Regions from separate parts of the Homo sapiens genome. Here region 1 is linked to region 2. A link is a loop called in an ENCODE intact Hi-C map of the cell type or tissue named here. Cell type or tissue: dorsolateral prefrontal cortex. All regions are shown on one strand. Each heading gives the region's core, and the rest is flanking DNA. Links, peaks and the distances in the headings are about the cores only.

What was found. Peaks named below come from ENCODE experiments on the same cell type or tissue, not always from the same donor. Only the 100,000 strongest peaks of a DNase experiment are listed, where the experiment ranks them.
Region 1: a loop joins it to region 2, with 4 times the contacts of the local background. A loop is called at or near these places in 5 of 110 quality-filtered maps.

The regions. Positions count from the first base shown.
Region 1 is chr11:47,879,771-47,889,876 of GRCh38, forward strand. It overlaps the pseudogene LOC124902844. Among named protein-coding and RNA genes, the nearest start is that of NUP160, 36 kb to the left of the region's middle. In dorsolateral prefrontal cortex, for the core only: no CTCF peak of the experiment used is centred there; no DNase peak of the experiment used is centred there.
Region 2 is chr11:47,942,549-47,952,654 of GRCh38, forward strand. No RefSeq gene overlaps it. Among named protein-coding and RNA genes, the nearest start is that of PTPRJ, 33 kb to the right of the region's middle. RefSeq lists enhancers at 1,409-1,703, 3,969-5,168 and a silencer at 3,968-4,133. In dorsolateral prefrontal cortex, for the core only: no CTCF peak of the experiment used is centred there; a DNase peak (open chromatin) is centred at 4,593.

The sequences.
Region 1 (10,106 bases), core at 935-8,934, 63 kb before region 2:
TCCTCCCCACCTCCAGACACACATGTATACACACACACAACCTCACACACATTCTCAAACCAGCCTGTCAGTCTACCTCACTCTCCTCTTCAGTTTCAGCTTCCACTGGTCTAGGTCCCTGGCCCATGAAGCCAGCTGATGGAGCCTCATGGTGGCCAAAGTTGAAGGGACTCAATGTGGGGACACCGAAGTGTGTGCCCAGGCCATCTCTCCAGCCTTCTAAAACCACCTGCCTTGGGGAGAGGAAGTGGGGAGAATGTCATCTGCTCTGTTTGTACTCCAGAGCAGCTCTGCTTGTGCCCCCACAAAGTCTCTCATCCAAGTTTTCTGTCAACTTTCTGTTCACAGAGTTTCACTTCCAGTTCAAGGGCTAGATGGGGAGTTGACATATGACCTTGGGCAAATTACTTACCTTCCTTGTGTTGCAATTTTCTCATCTGTAAATGAGGATAACAAAAGTACCTACTTCAGTTTAAGTGAAAAAAATTCATGTAAGTGTTTAACATAGTGACTAGCACATATTAGGTGCCCAGTAAATGTTAGCTCTTATTATTACTTTCATCATTATGATTATTTACTGGAGAATTTGGCTACATTAAATGTCTGAGCTCCAGCTCAGCTAGCCAAAGTCTACAGTTCAAAGTCTACTGTTATAACTGTAATCCCAGCACTTTGGGAGGCTGAGGCAGGTGGATCACTTGAGGTCAGGAGTTCAAGACCAGCCTGGCCAACATGGTGAAACCCTGTCTCTACTAAAAATACAAAAATTAGCCAAGTGTGATGGTGCACACCTGTAATCCCAGCTATAAGGGAGGCTGAGGCATGAGAATAGCTGGAACCCAGGAGGCAGAGGTTGCAGTGAGCCAAGATTGTGCCACCACTCTACTCCAGCCTGGGTGACACAGCAAGAGTCTGTCTCAAAAAACAAAACAAAACAAACAAACAAACAAACAAAAAAACAAAGTCTACTGTTAAATAAATTGGCATTCCAGTTTCATCCAATCGGGTTTATGAGCTTAGCTAATGTGTGTCTGCCCCTAAGAGCTAAAGCTGCCCTGGGGCCTCCCAGTCTCTTCCTTAGCCAGGCAGTGTGGTTCTGAGTACCAGAAAGCTCCTGAGGAAAACCCTCTGCCAAAATGGAACACCAAGGGAAAAGGATAAAAGCAACAATTTTGGACCAGGCTGGCATGAACTGTGATCCCAGTCTGCCATACTTATTTTTTTATTCTAAAATAACAGAGATAACATACACAATGGGCTTTCTAACTTGCCACTTTTCCCTTATCTTTTTTCCCTTTGTGAACCTAAAACATCATGTTCTTTCATGCAGTCTTTCAAAAAGAAGGAAAGAAAAAAAAAAGAAAACAACAACAACAAAAAAAATCCTTGGACATTCCAGTTCTCTGCTGGCCCAGAGAAGAACAGACTATCTGATATTTCAGCTGGAAGGCAGGGTGGCAGATTCTTTCCAATGGGGTGGCGACTTCCTCCTTACTTTCAGAACACACCCCTTCCCAAAAATACGCCCTCTTGGGCAAGTAGCACAAAGGGAGCAGACCCGGCTCTGGGCGTCAGCAAATGCCCACATCCCTTCCTTTTCCTTTTATACCCAGTGGCCTGGGAATGGCACAAGAGCTTGGGGAATTTGCCCCACCAGTCTGTGTGTGGCGTGGTCAGGCCCGGGAGTGGCCTCTCTCTCATCTCTTACCCTCTTGATCCATCTTCCAAAACAACTGCTAGAAGTAATTTTCCTGAAACCCAAATCGGATCATTATTTCATTCCACCTGCTTATGCTTGTTAACTTGTCATGGCCTTTTGTGCCCCCCAAAAGGGTTCTCAATCTCTAGCCTGGGGTCTATGCATGGTTAGCTACAAAAGAATGATCTTATTCAGATGCAGATTCTAGGCGGTGGCTCACGCCTGTAATCCCAGCACTTTGGGAGGCTGAGGAGGGCAGATCACTTGAGGTCAGGAGTTTGAGACCCGCCTGGCCAGCATGGTGAAACCCCATCCCTCCTAAAAATACAAAAAAAAAAAAAAAAAAAAAAAAAAATTAGCCGGGAATGGTGGTGCATGCCTGTAATCCCAGCACTCGGAAGGCTGAGGCAGGAGGATCCCTTGAACCCAGGAGGTGGAGGTTACAGTGAGCCGAGATCATGCCACTGCACTCCAGCCTGGGGGACAGAGCGAGACGCCATCTTAAAAGAAAAAAAAGTGTAGATTTTAGAGTTTGAGATAGAACCTGTGGATATGTAGGTATTAGTCTGGATTCTTTAAGTTGCAAGTGACTGAAACTTCAAATTAGCTTTGGTCAAAAAAGAAATTCAGACTGGTGTGGTGGCTGATCCTTGTAATCTTAGGACTTTGGGAGGCCCCTGCAGGAGGATCCCTTGAGCCCAGGAATTCGAGACCAGCCTGGGCAACATAACAAGACCCCATCTCTACAAACAAACAAACAAACCCACTATTTCCTTTGAATAGGAAATTCAAGTCTCAATTATATCTGCAGGATTTTTTTTTTTTTTGAGATGGAGTCTCGCTGTGTCGCCCAAGCTGGAGTGTAGTGGTGCGATCTCGGCTCACCGCAAGCTCCGCCTCCCGGGTTCATGCCATTCTCCTGCCTCAGCCTCCCAAGTAGCTGGGACTACAGGCGCCTGCCATCACGCCCAGCTAATTTTTTTTTTTTTTTGTATTTTTAGTAGAGACAGGGTTTCACCGTGTTAGCCAGGATGGTCTCTCTCGATTTGCTGACCTCGTGATCCGCCCGCCTTGGCCTCTCAAAATGCTGGGATTACAAGCATGAGCCACCGCGCCCGGCCTACCTGCAGGATTTTTTAACTTATGGAGGTGACTGCATGATGACATGGAGAAGTCCATGCCATTGAAATAATAATTAATTTATTATTATTTATTAATTTATTTATTTATTTTGAGATGGAGTCTCACTCTGTCACCAAGGCTGGAGTGCAGTGGCCAGATCTTGGCTCGCTGCAACCTCCGCCTCCCGGGTTCAAGCGATTCTTCTGCCTCAGCCTCCTGAGTAGCTGGGACTACAAGCACGCATCACCACACCCAGCTAATTTTTGAAACCCCATCTCTACGGGGTTTCACCATATTGGCCAGGCTGGTCTTGAACTCCTGGCCTCGTGATCCACCCACTTATGCCTCCCAAAGTGCTGGGATTACAGGCGTGAGCCACCACGCCCAGCCGAAAGAATTGTTTATTACTTACATTTCCCCAGAGAAGTGGGCATGGCACGCCTCACATGCAGACCCAAATGGAGAAACACCAGGTTTGGTCAGGAGGCAGAAAGGAGTGAGGGGAAGGCATAGGCCACAGCCTTTATTGGGGTTTCAGCAGAAAAATCAAAGCATGGTTGGGTAAACTGTTTAGATCAGTTGGATACATTAAATATGAATAGGAAAAAAAAAAAAAAAAAGCAGACCAGGCACGGTGGCTCACGCCTGTAACCCCAGCACTTTGGGAGGCCTAGGCGGGTGGATCACCTGAAGTCAGGAGTTCCAGACCAGCCTGGCCAACATGGTGAAACCCCATGTCCACTAAAAATACAAAAATTAGCTGGGTGTGGTGGCGGGTACCTGTAATCCCAGGTACTCAGGAAGCTGAGGCAGGAGAATCTCTTGAACCCAGGAGGTGGAGGTTGCAATAAGCCGAGATTGTGCCACTGCACTCCAGCCTGGGTGACAGAAAAAAAAAAGAAAGAAAGAAAAAAGGAAAAAAAAAAGCAGTTTAGGATTGGCTAGTTTGAATAATTCCAGCAGGTAGCTGGGTGTGGTGGTGTATATCTGTTGTCCTACAGGAGGATCTGAGACAGGAGGATTGCTGCGCCTAGGAGTTTGAGTTTATAGTGAGCAATGATTATACCACTGCACTCCAGCTTGGGCAAAAGAGCAAGACCCTGTCTCTAAATAAATATATAAATACATACATATGTTTTAAAAAGTATATCATTCAGCCATAAAAAGGAATTAAGATACATGATACATGCTATTATACAACTTGGATGAATCTTAGAAACATGCTAAGTGAAGGAAGCCAGACACAAAAGGCTACATATTTTATGATTCCATATATCATACAATACACGTATGTCTGAAATGTCCAGAATAGGCAAATCCATAGAGAGAGAAGCAGATTAGCCAGGGGCTGGGGGAAGTGGAGAATGGGGAGTCACTGCCTAATGTCTATGGAGTTTCCTTTTGGGGCAATGAAAATGTTCTAGAGCTAGACAGTGGTAATGGCTGCACAACAGTGTAGGAATGTGCTAAATGCCACTGAATTGCACACTTTAAAATAATTTAAAGGGCGATTTTTTTTTGAGGCAGAGTTTTGCTCTTCTTGCCCAGGCTAGAGTGCAATGGTGAGGTCTCAGCTCAATGCAACCTCTGCCTCCCAGGTTCAAGCGATTCTCCTGTCTCAGCCTCCTGAATAGCTGGGACTATAGGCGTGCGCCACCACACCTGGCTAATTTTTTGTATTTTTAGTTGAGATTGGGTTTCACCATATTTGCCAGGCTGGTCTCGAACTCCTGACCTCAGGTGATCCACCTGTCTTGGCCTCCCAAAGTGCTGGGATTACAGGCGTGAGCCACTATGCCTGGCCTTTTTTTTTTTTTAGAGAGAGATAAGATCTCACTATGTTGCCTCGGCTGGTCTTGAATTCCTGAGCCCAAGTGTTCCTCTCACCTCAGCCTCCCAAAGTGCTGGGTTTACAGGTGTGAGCCACCGCACCTGGCTGAAAGGGTGAATTTTATGTTATGCTAATTTTACCACAACAAAAGCATCTTAATCATAACACTTATTGCCCTTTATTGTAATTTTTCGGTTTTCATCTCTGCCTCCTCTACTCAACATGAGTAGGTTCTGTCTCCAGTTCTTGAATTCTGCCCCAACACAATAGTGTGCTCATTAAAACACTGGCAGAAGGAAGATGAACCTGTTGATGGCAAGCAATGGCTACAGGCTGAGTGTTGATTATCTGCTTTATATTACGTATTGGTTTTCTACACTTGATCTTAGCCAAAAGGCTGAGAAGACATATGTATTGGTTTTCTATTGCTGTGTAACTAATGACCACAAATCTAGAGGCTGAACACAACACATAGATTGTCTCACAGCCCTGTGTGTCAGGAGCCTGGGCATGGCCTTGCTGGGTCTTCCACTCAGGGTCTCACAAAGCTTCAATCAAGGCGGCTGCATTCTAACCTCGAGGCTCCACTATGAATTAATTAACTTCCAGGCTCATTCAGGCTGTTGGGAGGATTCATTTTCTTTTTCCCTTTTTCTTTTTTTTTGAGATGGAGTTTCACTCTTGTCGCCCAGGTTAGAGTGCAATGGCACGATCTCGGCTCACTGCAACCTCCGCCTCCCGGGTTCAAGTGATTCTCCTACCTTAGCCTCCTGAGTAGCTGAGATTACAGGCACGTGCCACCACGCCTGGCTAATTTTTTGTATTTTTAGTACAGACAGGGTTTCTCCATGTTGGTCAGGCTGGTCTCGAACTCCCGACCTCAGGTGATTCGCCCGCCTCGGCCTCCCAAAGTGCTGGGATTACAGGCGTGAGCCACGGTGCCTGGCCTCATTTTTTTATGGTTGTGTGACTGAGGTCTCTGTTTTCTTGCTGGCTGCAGGTGGGCTGTTCTTAGCTACCAGAGACTGCCCACAGTTCCTTGCCATGGGACCCTCTCCATGGGCCCCCTCTCATAGCATGGCAGCTTACTTCTTTCAAGCCAGCAATGGAGTGACAGTCTCTCTAGCATGTATGCTAGCAGGATGGACCCTTACGTATATGATCATAACTTTAAACATCTTTATCACATTCTATTGGTTACAAGCAAGTCAAAGGTCCTACTCACACCCATGCAGGGTGTGAATGTAGCTAATTGTAGAGGAGGCCACCCTAGAACTCCTCCTCTACAATTAGCTATGATTTATTGAGAATCTGCTGTGTACCAGACACTATACTCAGCACTTTTCATTAATTATTTCATTTCATCCTCAAACAACCTTAAGAGATAAATACTAGATAATACTAAACAACCTTAAGAGTTAAACAACTAGAGTTGTTTTACAGATTTGGAAATTGAAGCTCAGAGAAACTGGTGTTTGACTTGTTCAAAGTTCCACAACCAATAAGTTTAACTTATTCAAACTTCAAAGTTCCACTTATTCAAACTTCAAAGTTCCACAACCAATAAGTGACAAATTGGGAACTCAAACCCAAGACTATTTGATCTTAAAACCACTCCTGTGCTTTGATTCTCTCCTTTTAAATAGTTTGTCCAGAAAACTTGTTTAAAAATCGTCCCCTTCTTCCTCTTTCTAAAGGGTAACGACAGAAGTAGGAAACACACATTCTTTGCTTTGCTTTTCTTGAAAGCCCTTAGTTGAGAGATTCTTAGTTGAGATTCTTGAATTCATATTTTCAAGCATAGTCAGAATGGATACTTCCTGCTAAGAAGAAGCCAGCGCTTCTAGGAAATGTTATGTTGCAGAATTAGGGCAGCCTGCCACAGCACGAGACAAAACCTGACCTGGATTTTATCAACACCATTAGAAAATAATTGTAGTGATGCCTCATAGTTATGTAGTAAGTTATAAATTAATTTCTCAGCCGGGCACGGTGGCTCAGGCCTGTAATCCCAGCATTTTAGGAGGCTGAGGTGGGTGGATCACCTGAAGTCAGGAGTTCGAGACCAGCCTGGCCAACATGCTGAAATCCAGTCTCTACTAAAAATACAAAAAAAAATTAACCAGGTGTGGTGGTGCATGCCTGTAGTCCCAGCTACTTGAGAGGCTGAGGCAGGAGAATTGCTTGAACCTGGGAGGCGGAGGTTGCAGTGAGCTGAGATCTGGTCATTGCACTCCAGGATGGGCAACAGAGTGAGACTTTGTCTCAAAAAAAAAAATAAATAAAATAATGTCTCATTTTATTCTCAGTGTTCCTGTGAGTGAGCCAGGCCAGGGATTTTATATATTTAGTGTGGTGGTTGTGGTTATTCTATGGATACAGCCAATTTTGTATTTTGGCTTAAAAAATTTATGTTGGCCAGGCACAGTGGCTCACGCCTGTAATCCCGGCACGTTGGGAGGCTGAGGCGGGTGGATCACCTGAGGTCAGGAGTGCGAGACCAGCCTGGCCAACACGGTGACACCCCATCTCTACTAACAAAATACAAAAAAAAAAAAAATTAGCCAGGTGTGGTGGTGCACACCTTTAATCCCAGCTACTCGGGAGGCTGAGTCAGGAGAATCACTTGAACCTGGGAGGTGGAGGTTACAGTAAGCCGAGATGGCACCACTGTACTCCAGCCTGGGTGACAGAGACTCTGTCTCAAAAAACAAAACAAAACAAAACAAACACAAAAACTAGCCAGGCATGGTGGTGGGTGCCTATAATCCCAGCTACTTGGGAGGCTGAGGAAGGAGAATTGCTTGAACCCGGGAGGCAGAGGTTGCAGTGAGCCAAGATCGCGCCATTGCACTCCAGCCTGGGTGACAGAGCAAGACTCCGTCTCCAAAAAAGAAAAAATTTGTTATCTCATGAGCATTTTTCGATATACTTCTCCTTAGACATGATTTTAAATAGCTGCTTAATATTCCATGTATATTCATAGTATTCTGTGTATATCTTCTCCCTAGACAAGATTGGAAATGACTGCCTAATATTCAATTTAATGGATATATTTTAGCTTACTAAAATATTTTACCTTCTGATTCCATGGTGAGTAGAAAAAAAAAAAAAAGAAAGAAAATGTTTTCCTGATCTTCGTTATTTAGGTTGCTTCTTTTTTATCACTATTACAAAAGTATTGAGGGCTAGGCATGGTGGCCCATGCCTGTAATCCCAGCAATTTGGGAGGCTGAGGCGGGTGGATCACTTGAGGCCAGGAATTCGAGACCAGCCTGGCCAATATGATGAAACCCTGTTTCTACTAAAAATACAACAATTAGCCAGGCATGGTGGCACGTGCCTGTAGTTTCAGTTACTCAGGAGGCTGAGGCATGAGAATCGCTTGAACCCAAGAGGTGGAGGTTGCAATGAGCTAAGATCACACCACTGCACTCCAGCCTGGGTGACAGAGTGAGACTCTGTCTCAAAAAAAAAAAAAAAGAAAAGAAAAATGAAAAAAAAAAAAGTATTGTGATGAACATGTTTGCTAAAAAATGCTCCCACACATACATCTGTACACATGTTTAGGATGGAGTACTAGGAAAGGAATGGTGGACAACAGTCTCAAGGCTCTTGGTGCATATAGAGATATGATTATAAACCTATTTTACAGGTAAGGAAACAGACTCAGAGTGAAATCTGACCAAGTTCACAGGACTCATCAATGCACAACTGAAACTTGGGTCTAAGTCTTACGCTTCCAACTCTGATGTTCTTTCGTTACAACTTGCTGCCTGTGGTGTGGTCCATGGACCAGCAGCCTTGGCAAATCTTGGAAGCTTGTTAGGAATGCATAATCTCGGGCCCTACCCAAGACCTTGAGAATCAGAATCTGCATTTACCATGATCCTGAGATGCCTCTATACATATCAGTGTTTGAGAAGCAAGCACTGCTTACAACATATCCTGCCCTGTGAAGGATGCCTCTGAAGTGCTTTGAAATAAGGCAAAACATCACTGGCTTTGGTGTTACTGGTTAATTCTCAGCTTCAAAACATCTCTAACATTTCCTTGTTAAGGGCTGTATGGATTGTGCCCACTTCAAGAAACGCTTTGCTAATTTCATTGTAAACATCGGAATCTTTAACTTACTTCTATATTATCCCTGGATATGGCCATCACTTCTGCTCAAAATTGTACAAGTAGTATTTCAGAATAATTTTCAATAAGAAAGTATCAGGGTGAGGGATAAAGTGCATTCCACCAGGAGTTCTGGCCTAAGTTCCACCATTAACAAGCTGGTGACCTGGACGAATTATCCTTGATGAATGACCTTTAAGCCACTGAGTTATCCCTTATTGAGTTAGAAACTGTAAGGAGGACAATTTTATAAACCATAAAGCACTGGACGCATCTGTGGGGAGCATGTATTTAGATATCATTTTCCTCAAATGAAGGTGTTTACACCACATGATCCTTGGGGAAGGTATTCACAGGACCAAACCCTTCTAAGGAAAGCTATTTTGGATTGTATTCCACCTGTGCTCTCCAGGAATATAATGACAGAGAGATATGAATCAAATCAGGATATGGGTAGAGTGAAAGCTTGGATTTTCAAAGGGTCTTCAAAGTCCCTTTTAAATCTCAAAACTTATGATCTTATGCCATTCTAACATGAAAAAAAGAATCAGAGAATTCTAACATCGCTAGTCATTCTGCACAGCTCCCTGCTTCCAGGAAAGAGAGCAGCTCTTCTATTCTTTAAAAGTGTTGATTTATAGAAGAATAGATTTTAAATGTTTTCACCACAAAAAAAAAGATTACTATATGAGGTGATGAATTTGTTAAGTAGCAGGATTGAATCATTCCACATTGTGAACATATAGCAAAACATCATATTGTACCCCATAAATATATACAATTGTTATTTGTCAATTAAAAATAAAATAATGAGGCCAGACATGGTGGCTCACACCTATAATCCCAGCACTTTGGGAAGCTGAGGTGGACAGATCACCTGAGGTCAGGAGTTCGAGACCAGCCTGGCCAACATGGTAAAACTGTGTATCTACTAAAAATACAAAAATTAGCTGGGCGTGGTGGTGCACACCTGTAATCCCAGCTACTCTGGAGGCTGAGGTAGGAGAATCGCTTGAACTCAGAGGCAGAGGTTGCAGTGAGCCAAGATCATGCCACTGCACTCCAGCCTGCGTGACAGAGTGAGACTGCACCTTTAAACAAACAAACAAACAAACAAAAAACATATATATATATATATATGTATAAAAGATACTAATTTTCCCTAAGGGGTTACAGAAAGCTTCTTAGAAGAGATGTCCCTTGGGCTGAAGAGGAGATAGCCAGGGGGAAAAGGGAGTGAAGGGTATTTCAAGCAGAGGAAACAGCAAATGCTCAGGGAACAGCAAATGCAAAGATGCCATGGGAACTGAGAACATGACAAAGAGTTAAGCA
Region 2 (10,106 bases), core at 685-8,684:
TGTAAGGTTTCTATAAAAATGATGATTATGGCCAGGCAAGGTGGTTCATGCCTGTAATCCCAGCACTTTGGGAGGCTGAGGAGGGAAAATTGCTTGAGCCCAGGAGTTTGAGACCAGCCTGGGCAACATAGTGACACTTCATCTCCACAAAAAAGAAAAAAATTAGCTGAGTGTGATGGCGCGAGCACACCTGTAGGCTGAGGTCACTTGAGCTGGGAAGATTGAGGCTGCAGTGAGCCGTGATCATGCCACTGCACTCCAGCCTGGGTGATAGAGAAAGATCTGGGCTCAACAAAACAAAATTACTTTTTTAAAAAAGGATAATTATGGCCGAACGCGGTGGCTCAAGCCTGTAATCCCAGCATTTTGAGAGGCTGAGACGGGCGGATCACTTGAGTTCAGGAATTTGAGACCAGCCTGGGCCAACATGGTGAAACCCTGTCTCTACTAAAAATACAAAAATTAGCCAGTCGTGGTGGCGGGCACCTGTAATCCCAGCTACTTGGGAGGCTGAGGCAGGAGACTCACTTGAACCTGGGAGGCGGAGGTTGCAGTGAGTTGAGATCACGTCACTGTACTCCAGCCTGGACAACACAGTGAGACCTGTTTAACACACACACACACACACACACACACACACACACACACACACACACACACGGGGTCTGCTGAAATCTCAGTGAAGCTGCACAGACACGCATCTGTTACAGTGAATTTGCTTTTCCAAGTTCTTTGCTTTAAGAGGCAGGGTGGCGGTGGGTACTGAGAGCTGGCGTGGGGCTGGCTGTCTTGGTTTCACATTCACTGGAGTAACCCTAATAACAATAATAATGGCAATTATTATTAGTATTACTATTTTCTTTTAGAGTCGGAGTTTCGCTATCGTTGCCCAGGCTGGAGTGCAATGGCGTGATCTCCACTCACTGCAACCTCCGCCTCCCGGGTTCAAGCGATTCTCCTGCCTCAGCCTCCCGAGTAGCTGGGATTACAGGCATGCGCCACCATGCCCGGCTAATTTTATATTTTTAGTAGAGACGGGGTTTCTCCATGTTGGTCAGGCTGGTCTCGAACTCCCGACCTCAGGTGATCCACCCGCCTCGGCCTCCCAAAGTGCTGGGCTTACAGGCGTGAGCCACCCGCTCGGCTAATAATGGCAATTATTATAGGTGGGAGGGGGTGGGGGGAAGACAGAGAGAGGGAGGGGGACAGGCTAAGGGTGGGGGTGGGCCAAGTCAGGAGAAGGCGTGGTTTGCATTTAGTTTTCCCAGCAACCAATTAGGTCACTCCATTATTCTTGCTTTTTCACAGCTGAAAAGACACAGGCTCAGAGAACTCCAAGGCCACACAGCTGGTGAAAATTCTAATTTAAAGCCATGTAGGCTCCATTTCTCCATCTATGTGTGTGTGTGGGGGGGGGGGCGGGGTGTGACACGGGGACTTAATTCCTTCTCTTTTAATGAGAAAATGCCACGTGGCGGAGGTGGGGAGGGTGGGAGGAGTCCCGGCGATTTCCGTGTCTAGGACTGAAGCCTCCCTACTTTTGGAGCTGCCTGGCTTTGTTTGGAAAAGTCACCAGGAGGGCCTTTCTGAGAACTCAGGGCAAATCCCCGCCCATTGTCTTTGAGGACGAGGGTGGGGTCACCCCAATCTCGCAGTTGCAGCGGACTGCGCTAGGAGTTCTTTTTAGTGATGTGAATTGGGTGTCTTTTTAGCAGACCTTCACCCTTGGGGAGTCAGGGAGAAATAGTATTCCTGGAGGGAGATTCCAACTGGACAGTGGTTCCTCCCTAGGAGGTTACTGGAGATTAAATAATGGAGACTAAGATTCAATAATGGAGACTAAGAAGATACCGTGGGCCCTTGTGACTGCCTCCTCTGAGCCATCACGTTTTCATTCACTCCCTCACTCATTCCCTTGTGTCAGGAGCTCTGCTAGGCTTTGGGAAGGCACTGGTGAGTTACCCCCAGCTGAATCTTGGAGGAATTAAAAGGGCAGCACATTAGCCCAGAATAGAGCAGCTAGTAAGGATTGGAACTGACTGTTGAACCTGTGAAGCCACCTGGGGTCTTGATGTCATGGTAGTGCCCTCATGGAGGAAAAACATTTTCAGAAGAATAAAGGGCTCTGAATCATATTAATATTTGGATATTTTAAAATCAGAAAGATCAAGTGGGAGATAAGAGAAATTTACAGTTACAGACTGGAACCAGGGAATGCAGCCTAGAGAGGTGGTTGGCTGGTTATCTTTTGAATCTAAATTAAGTTCTCTTTTAAATTTGAATTTAAATGCCTTTAGGTGGGGGTTGAAAACTTCCTTGGTTCTCACCACTGTCTGTTGATTCACATACAGTATTTATTGGCCATCTGCCTAAAAAAAAATGGTGAATAAGTTGACATTCATTTCCATTCATTCCACATAGGTGTATGTACACACACACACACACAAACACACACACACATATAGTTGGTTGGTTGTTTTGTTTTGCTGGGGCTCAAGTGATTCTCCCACCTCGGACTCCCGAATAGCAGGATAGCAGGAACTACAAGCGTGTGCAACCATACTTGACTAATTTTTTTTTTTTGTGAGACAGAGTCTTACTCTGTCGGTCAGGCTGGAGTGCAGTGGCGCAGTCTTGGCTCACTGCAACCTCTGCCTCCTGGGTTCAAGCAATTCTCTTGCCTCGGCCTCCCAAGTAGCTGGGACTATAGGCGCATGCCACCACACCTGGCTAATTTTTGGATTGTTTGGTAGAGACAGGGTTTCACCATGTTGGCCAGGCTGAGGGTTTTTTTTTTTAAGTTTTTCATTTTTGGAGACGGAGTCTTGCTTTGTTGCCCACCCAGGCTGGAGTGCAGTGGCACAATTTTAGCTCACGGCAACCTCTACCTCCTGAGTTCAAGTGATTCTCCTGCTTCAGCCTCCTGAATAGCTGGGACTACTGGTATGTGCCATCACGCCCGACTAATTTTTGTATTTTTAGTAGAGACGGGGTTTCACCATGTTGGTCAGGCTGGTCTCCAACTCCTGACCTCAGGTGATCCGCCCGCCTCGGCCTCCCAAAGTGTTGGCATTACAGGCGTGAGCCACTGCTCCCGGCCTTTTTTTTTTTTAGTAGAGACAGATTTTCACTATCTTGCCCAGGCAGGTCTCAAACTCCTGAGCTCAAGTGGTTCTCCTGCCTTAGTCTTCTGAAGTGGTAGGATTAAAGATGTAAGCCACTGAACCCAGTCTTTTTTTTTTTTTTTTTTTTTTTTGAGACTGGGTCTCTCGCTCTGTGGCCTAGGCTGGAGTATAGTCATTATGATCAAGGCTTACTGTAGCCTCGACCTCCTGAGCTCGAGCAATCCTCATGCCTCAGCCTCCCGAGTAGCTGGGACTATAGGCAGACACCCCTACGCCTGGCTAATTTTTGTATTTTTTTATTTTGTAGAGACAGGGTCTCACTACGTTGCCCAGGTGGGTCTTCAACTCCTGAGCTGAAGCGATTTTCCCTCCTCAGCCCCAAAGTGCTGGAATAACAGGCAGTGAGCCACCCTGCCTGGCCCCCTATATGTATATTGAGAACTGCTATGTGCTGGCACTTTTCTAGGTCTTGGGAATACAGCAATGAAGAAAACAGACAACAATGGAACTTAAAATCCATTGTGGTTGGGGAGAGATCAATAGAGAAGATACATGCTAGATGGTGATAAGTGCTAAGGAGGAAAAGTGGGAAAGGGGTTAAAGAGTATTGGAGGAGGAGCAGTTAGAAGGGTTGGCCATTGTAGGCTTCACTGGGAAGATTAATATTTAGTAAATACCTGAATTAGGTGCGAGAGCTGGCCATGTGGCTGTCTGAGGCAAAAGCATTCTAAGCATAGAAAACAACAAATGTGGCGGCTAGGCGCGGTGGCTCACACCTGCAGCCCAGAACTTTGGGAGGTCGAGGTGGGTGGATCACCTGAGGTCAGGAGTTTGAGACCAGCCTGGCCAACATGGCGAAACCCCGTCTCTACCAAAAATACAAAAATTAGCCAGGCATGGTGGTGTATGCCTGTAATCCCAGCTACTGGGAGGCTGAGGCAGAATTGCTTGAACCTGGGAAGCAGAGGTTGCAGTGAGCCGAGATGGCACCACTGCACTCTATCCTGGGTGACAAAGTGAGATTGTGCCTTAAAAAAAGAGAGAGAGAGAAGGGAGGGAAAAGAAAACAACAAATGCAAAGGCCTTAAAGTGAGACCAGGTGTGTTAGAGGAACCCCATGGACATGCCACATACTATTCTAAGTTTTCTCACTCCTAGGAGGGAGATACTATTATTGTTCCCATTTACAGATGGGCAAATTGTGACCAGAGATGATAAGAAACTTGCTCCAGGTTGCATAAGAGGCAGAGGTAGCTGCTGAGGAAGGCAGAGTTTGTGCTCTTAAACACTAAGCTATTAAATCATTAAATAAATGATTTCATTAGCCTGGGTAGACCCAGGTACCAAAGATTTATACCTCCAGCTCCCAGTGAACTTTCCAAGCCCTTAAGGAAAACCCCGGGTGTGGTTGTAGGGGAGGGAGTGACTCAGGCCTTGGCTGGCTTCCTGCTGAGTCACTACTCCTGGGCCCAGGAGGGAGGCTCAATCCTCATCTCTTCGCAGTGGCAGGTTCCTGCCTTTTTGGGGGAAATGTCTGGCGCCAGGTCTTAACCGCACACCATCGGTGGATGAATTTGTCTGACTTTCCTAACAGCTTCGTTGTGAAATTGTGGGTGCGCTCCATTTCCTAATGTGACCCTTCAGCCAGCAAGAGGGAACTTTCTGCCCAGCCTAGCACTTCATTCTCCAAGGTGTCCTCGATGGACAGGTTCTGCCCCTTGACAGGCTGGCTGGCTTCCATCTCAGGTCAAACAGCTGTGTGCTTGGCACGCTCAAGACAAAGTTGAGCAAGATGCCAAGGGAGCCACACGCATTATCCTGGGCCTGGTGATGCTCACTCCAGACACATTCACAGATACAGCAAAGAAGAAATGGGTAAGGACTGTGATGTGGATGCCAAGTGCCATGCACCAAGTTGGTTAATACTTCAAACCAAGAGTCAGCCAGGCATGGTGGTGTGTGCCTGTAGTCCCAGCTACTTGGGAGGCTGAGGCAGGAGGATCACTTGAGCCCCGGAGGTAGATGCTGCAGTGAGCTTTGATTGTGCCACTGCACTCCAGCCTGGGTGACAGAGAGAGACTGTCTCTAAAAACAACAAACAGGCTGGGAGCGGTGGCTCACACCTGTAATCCTAGCACTTTGGGAGGCCGAGGCAGGTGGATCACCTGAGGTCAGGAGTTTGAGACCAGCCTGGCCCACATCATAAAACCCTGTCTCTAATAAAAATACAAAAAATTAGCCAGACTTGGTGTTGGGCGCCTGTAATCCCAGCTACTCGGGAGGCTGAGGCAGGAGAATCACTTGAACCTGGGAGGCGGAGGTTGCAGTGAGCCGAGATCGCTCCATTGCACTCCAGGCTGGGCAACAAGAGTGAAACTCCATCTCAGAAAACAAACAAACAAACAACCAGTGATTCATGAATAATAATAATAGTTAACATATAGTGAGTATTTAAAGTGTGCCAGGCAGTATTCTAAGCACGTAACATGTTTTATTTCATTTTTGTAAACCTCACAATAACTTGGAGGAACTTCCTATTTTATAGATAAGAAAACGGAGGCACAGAGACATCACAGCTAGGAAAGGGCACAGAGGACAGCAGGGACAAAATCCTGGAGTCAGGAAAGTCTGGGCTGGATTTAGGGAGCTGCAAGGAGCTGCTGTAAGTGGGTGGAGGAGGAGTTACAGTGAGAGATAAGGCTGGAGAGGACAGTAGGGCCAGAGTCAGAATTTGGACTGGAGTTCATGGCTGGTAGGGAGCCACTGAGGACTTTTGAACATGTCTTTCCTTGGTGCTTCTGAGTTGCATCTTTTTTTCTTTTTCTTTTTTTTGAGACGGAGTTTTGCTCTTGTTGCCCAGGCTGGAATGCGATGGCACGATCTTGGTTCACTGCAACCTCCACCTCCCGGGTTCAAGCAATTCTCCTACCTCAGCCTCTGGAGTAGATGAGGTTACAGGCGCTCACCACCACACCTGGTTAATTTTTGGTATTTTAAGTAGAGAACGGGGTTTCACCATGTTGGTCAGGCTGGTCTCCAACTCCTGACCTCAGGTGATCTGCCCGCCTTGGCCTCCCAAAGTGCTGGGATTACAGATGTGAGCCACCGAGCCTGGCCAGAGCTGCATCTTTGTTCATTTGGTTTAGCGCCACCTTGGAGAACAAAGAGTGAGGATTGAACAAAAACAGTAGAAAAAACTCAGGCTCTTTGTGTGATGAGGAGCCTGTCACTTGCTCACCCAGAATTTTCTGTATTTGTTGTGCTCCTGCTCTGGAATATCCTCTAGATAAGAAATGTATGTTCCCGGAAATGTTCCAACAGGTGTTTTCCACAGCTGGACCATCCTCTCCTTTCGAGCCATGCCCACCTACCCTGATTCAACTCACTTTTCCTGACTTTCACTCCTTGTTCCCCAACTCTAATGTGCACATTAGTTGTTTCTGGCTAGCTAGCATTTCCACTTCTGTAAAACTTCTCCTCATCCTTGTTACAAGATCTGGTGGCCAGGTGCCATGGCTTACTCCTGTAATCCTAGCACTTTGGGAGGCCAAGGGGGACGGATCACTTGAGCTCAGGAGTTTGAGACCAGCCTGGTCAGCATGGTGAAACCCCATCTCTACTAAAAATACAAAAAATTAGCCGGGCATGATGGTGCGCGCCTGTAATCCCAGCTACTTGGGAGGCTGAGGCAGAAGAATCACTTGAACTTGGGATGATTCAACCTGCGGATGTTGCAGTGAGCTGAGATCGGGCCAGTGCACTCCTGTCTGGGCGACAAAGCGAGACTCAGTCTCAAAAAAACAAAAACAAAAACAAGATCTGGTGAGGTTGCCTCACAATATTTTCTTGTGGTAGACACCATTAGTGACCTACCCAATGCAGTCTCCCTCCTTCCTGGCTCAGGAAATACCAGTTTTGCTGGGCACAGTGGCTCATGCCTATAATCCTAGCACTCTGGGAGGCCAAGGCAGGAGGATTGCTTGAGTTCAGGAGTTTGAGACCAGCTGGGTAATGTAGTGATACACCATCTCTACAAAAAATACAAAAATTAGCTGGGTGTGGTGGTGCGCGCCTGTAGTCCCAGCTCCTTGGGAAGCTGAGGTAGGAGGATTGCTTGAGCCTGGGCGGATGAGGCTGCAGTAAGCTGAGATTGTGCCACTACACTCCAGCCTGGGTGACAGAGCAAGACCCATCTCAAAAAAAAAAAGAAAGAAAGAAAGAAAGAAAGAAAAAGAGGCTGGACGTGGTGGCTCATGCCTGTAATCCCAGAACTGTGGGAGGCCAAGGCAGGTGGATTGCCTGAGGTCAGGAGTTTGAGACCAGCCTGGCCAACATAGTGAAACCCCGTCTCTACTAAAAATACAAAAAATTAACTGGGTGTGGTGGTGGGTGCCTGTAAACCCAGCTACTCAGGAGGCTCAGACAGGAGAATCGCTTGAACCCACAAGGTAGAGGTTACAGTGAGCCGAGATCACACCATTGCACTTCAGCCTGGGCAACAAAAGCGAAACTCTGTCTTAAAAAAAAAAAAAAAAAAAAAAAAAAAAGCCGGGCGCGGTGACTCACGCCTGTAATCCCAACACTTTAGGAGGCCAAGGCGGGCAGATCGCAAGGTCAGGAGTTCAAGACCTGCCTGGCCAATATGGTGAAACCCTGTCTTTAATAAAAATACAAAAAAATTAGCCGTGTGTGGTGGCATGCACCTGTAGTGCCAGCTACTTGGGAGGCTGAGGCAGGAGAATTGCTTGAACCCGGGAGGTGGAGGTTGCAGTCAGCCGAGATGGTGCCACTGCACTCCACCCTAGGCGACAGAGAAAGACTCTGACTCAAAAAAAAAAAAAAAAAGGAAAAAGAAAAAGAAACACCAGTTTCAGTTTCGTGGCCAGCCCTGGGTGGTAGATTCTTACATGCCTAAGCCAATAATGACGCTCTGTTTCCCACTTCCCCAGCCCCCCTTGCAGCTTTACCAATAAGACCTAAGGGGAGGTCTACTCTGGGGCTTCTGAGAAAGCTTTTGATTTTTTGACAAGAGGAAACATTTCCTACTTCCTCCCTTGGGACCACCCTGCCTCTCTGCCCCAAACTTAAACATAAGGGCTAGAACTCTGTGCAACTGGAAGGGTATGATCTGAGGGTTGTCAGCAGCAGTCATTTGCTAAAAGCCTGCTTGCTGAGGGGCTGCTACGGGCAAACACAGAGAGAAAAACAACAGGCCAGAGGGGGAGAAAAGTTGAGGCCTTATTTGAATGTCTAGATCCATCCATATCTAAAACCAGCATCATCCCTGAAATTCCAAGTGATGTGAGCAATGCAATGCCTTCCTTTTTCCCTCAGGATTATTTGAGATGGATTTCCATTATTTGCAACCAAAGGAGTCTGACCTATACTCCCTAGGCTCAGGTTTCCTGTCTTTTTTTTTTTGAAATGGAGTCTCACGCTGTCACCCAGGATGGAGTGCAATGGCATGATCTTGGCTCACTACAACCTCTGCCTCCTGGGTTCAAGGGATTCTCCTGCCTCAGCCTCCTGAGTAGCTGGGATTACAGGCATGCACCACCATGCCCAGCTAATTTTTGTATATTTAGTAGAGATGGGGTTTCACCATGTTGGCCAGGCTGGTCTTGAACTTCTGACCTCAAGTGATCTGCCCACCTTGGTCTCCCAAAGTGTTGGGATTACAGATGTGAGCCACCGCACCCGGCCAGGTTTCCTGTCTTTACAGTGAATGTCTAGTAGGGCTTCAGCCTTCCTCTGCCTGTGACACCTGGTGACTTTGACCGAGTGTTACAATGTGTGAGGGCTGCAGGTGCGCGTCCATCCCCCTGCCTATTCTCATCCTCAGCAGTTCCGCCCCCGAAGATAACTCTACTCTAGCCTCTTGGTCAAAAAGTGTCTCAAGGGAATGAGGATTGAAGAAACCTAGGATGTCACCACATACCAAGGCCACTTCAACTCCACAATGTCCTCAGAATGCCATTGCAACACTCTTGTTTGAGAAACACTGGGGTTAAGACATGGGAGTCAAAGAAAAGCAAGCAGGCTGGGTGCGGCGGCTCACGCATGTAATCCCAGCACTTTGGGAGGCCGAGGTCGATGGATCACCTGAGGTCGGGAGTTCGAGACCAGCCTGACCAACATGGAGAAACCCTGTCTCTACTCAAAATACAAAATTAGCTGGGCGTGGTGGTGGGCGCCTGTAATCCTAGCTACTCGGGAGGCTGAGGCAGGAGAATCGCTTGAACCTGGGAGACGGAGGTTGCAATGAGCCGAGATCGGGCCACTGCACTCCAGCCTGGGCAGCAAGAGTGAAACTCCGTCTCAAAAACAAAAAACAAAAAGCAAAAAAACAAAGAAAAGCAAGCAGAGTAGGCAGGGGCAGAGCGGCGTGGAGTTCATCTGATCTGTGAAGTACATTAGAGATTTCTCACTTGTTTCTTCATTCATGCAACACATTTTTGTTGCGCATGTTTTTTTTTTCTTTTTTTTTTGAGATGGAGTTTTGCTCTTGTTGCCCAGGCTGGAGTGCAGTGGTGTGATCTCAGTTCACTGCAACCTCTGCCTCCTGGGTTCAAGTGATTCTCCTGCCTCAGCCTCCCGAGTAGCTGAGATTACAGGCATGTGCCACCACTCCTGGCTAATTTTGTATTTTGAGTAGAGACAGGGTTTCTCCATGTTGGTCAGGCTGGTCTTGAACTCCTAATGTCATGTGATCTGCCCGCCTCAGCCTCCCAAAGTGCTGGGATTACAGGTGAGAGCCACCACACCCAGCCTTGAGCACCTACTTTGTGCCTGACTCTAAAATGTCCCTGCCTTCTCAACGTAGGTTGGGAAATGTGAAATACCTTATATGAAGGGTAGAAAAGAAAGAAACTGGTGAGTTTCTCTCTTCCCTTGGGCTTCTCAAAGAGAAAATGGCCTCAAAACAATTGAAAACTAGATTTGCAATGAGAGAGCCTTACTGTTGATTAAGACTCGGGATGT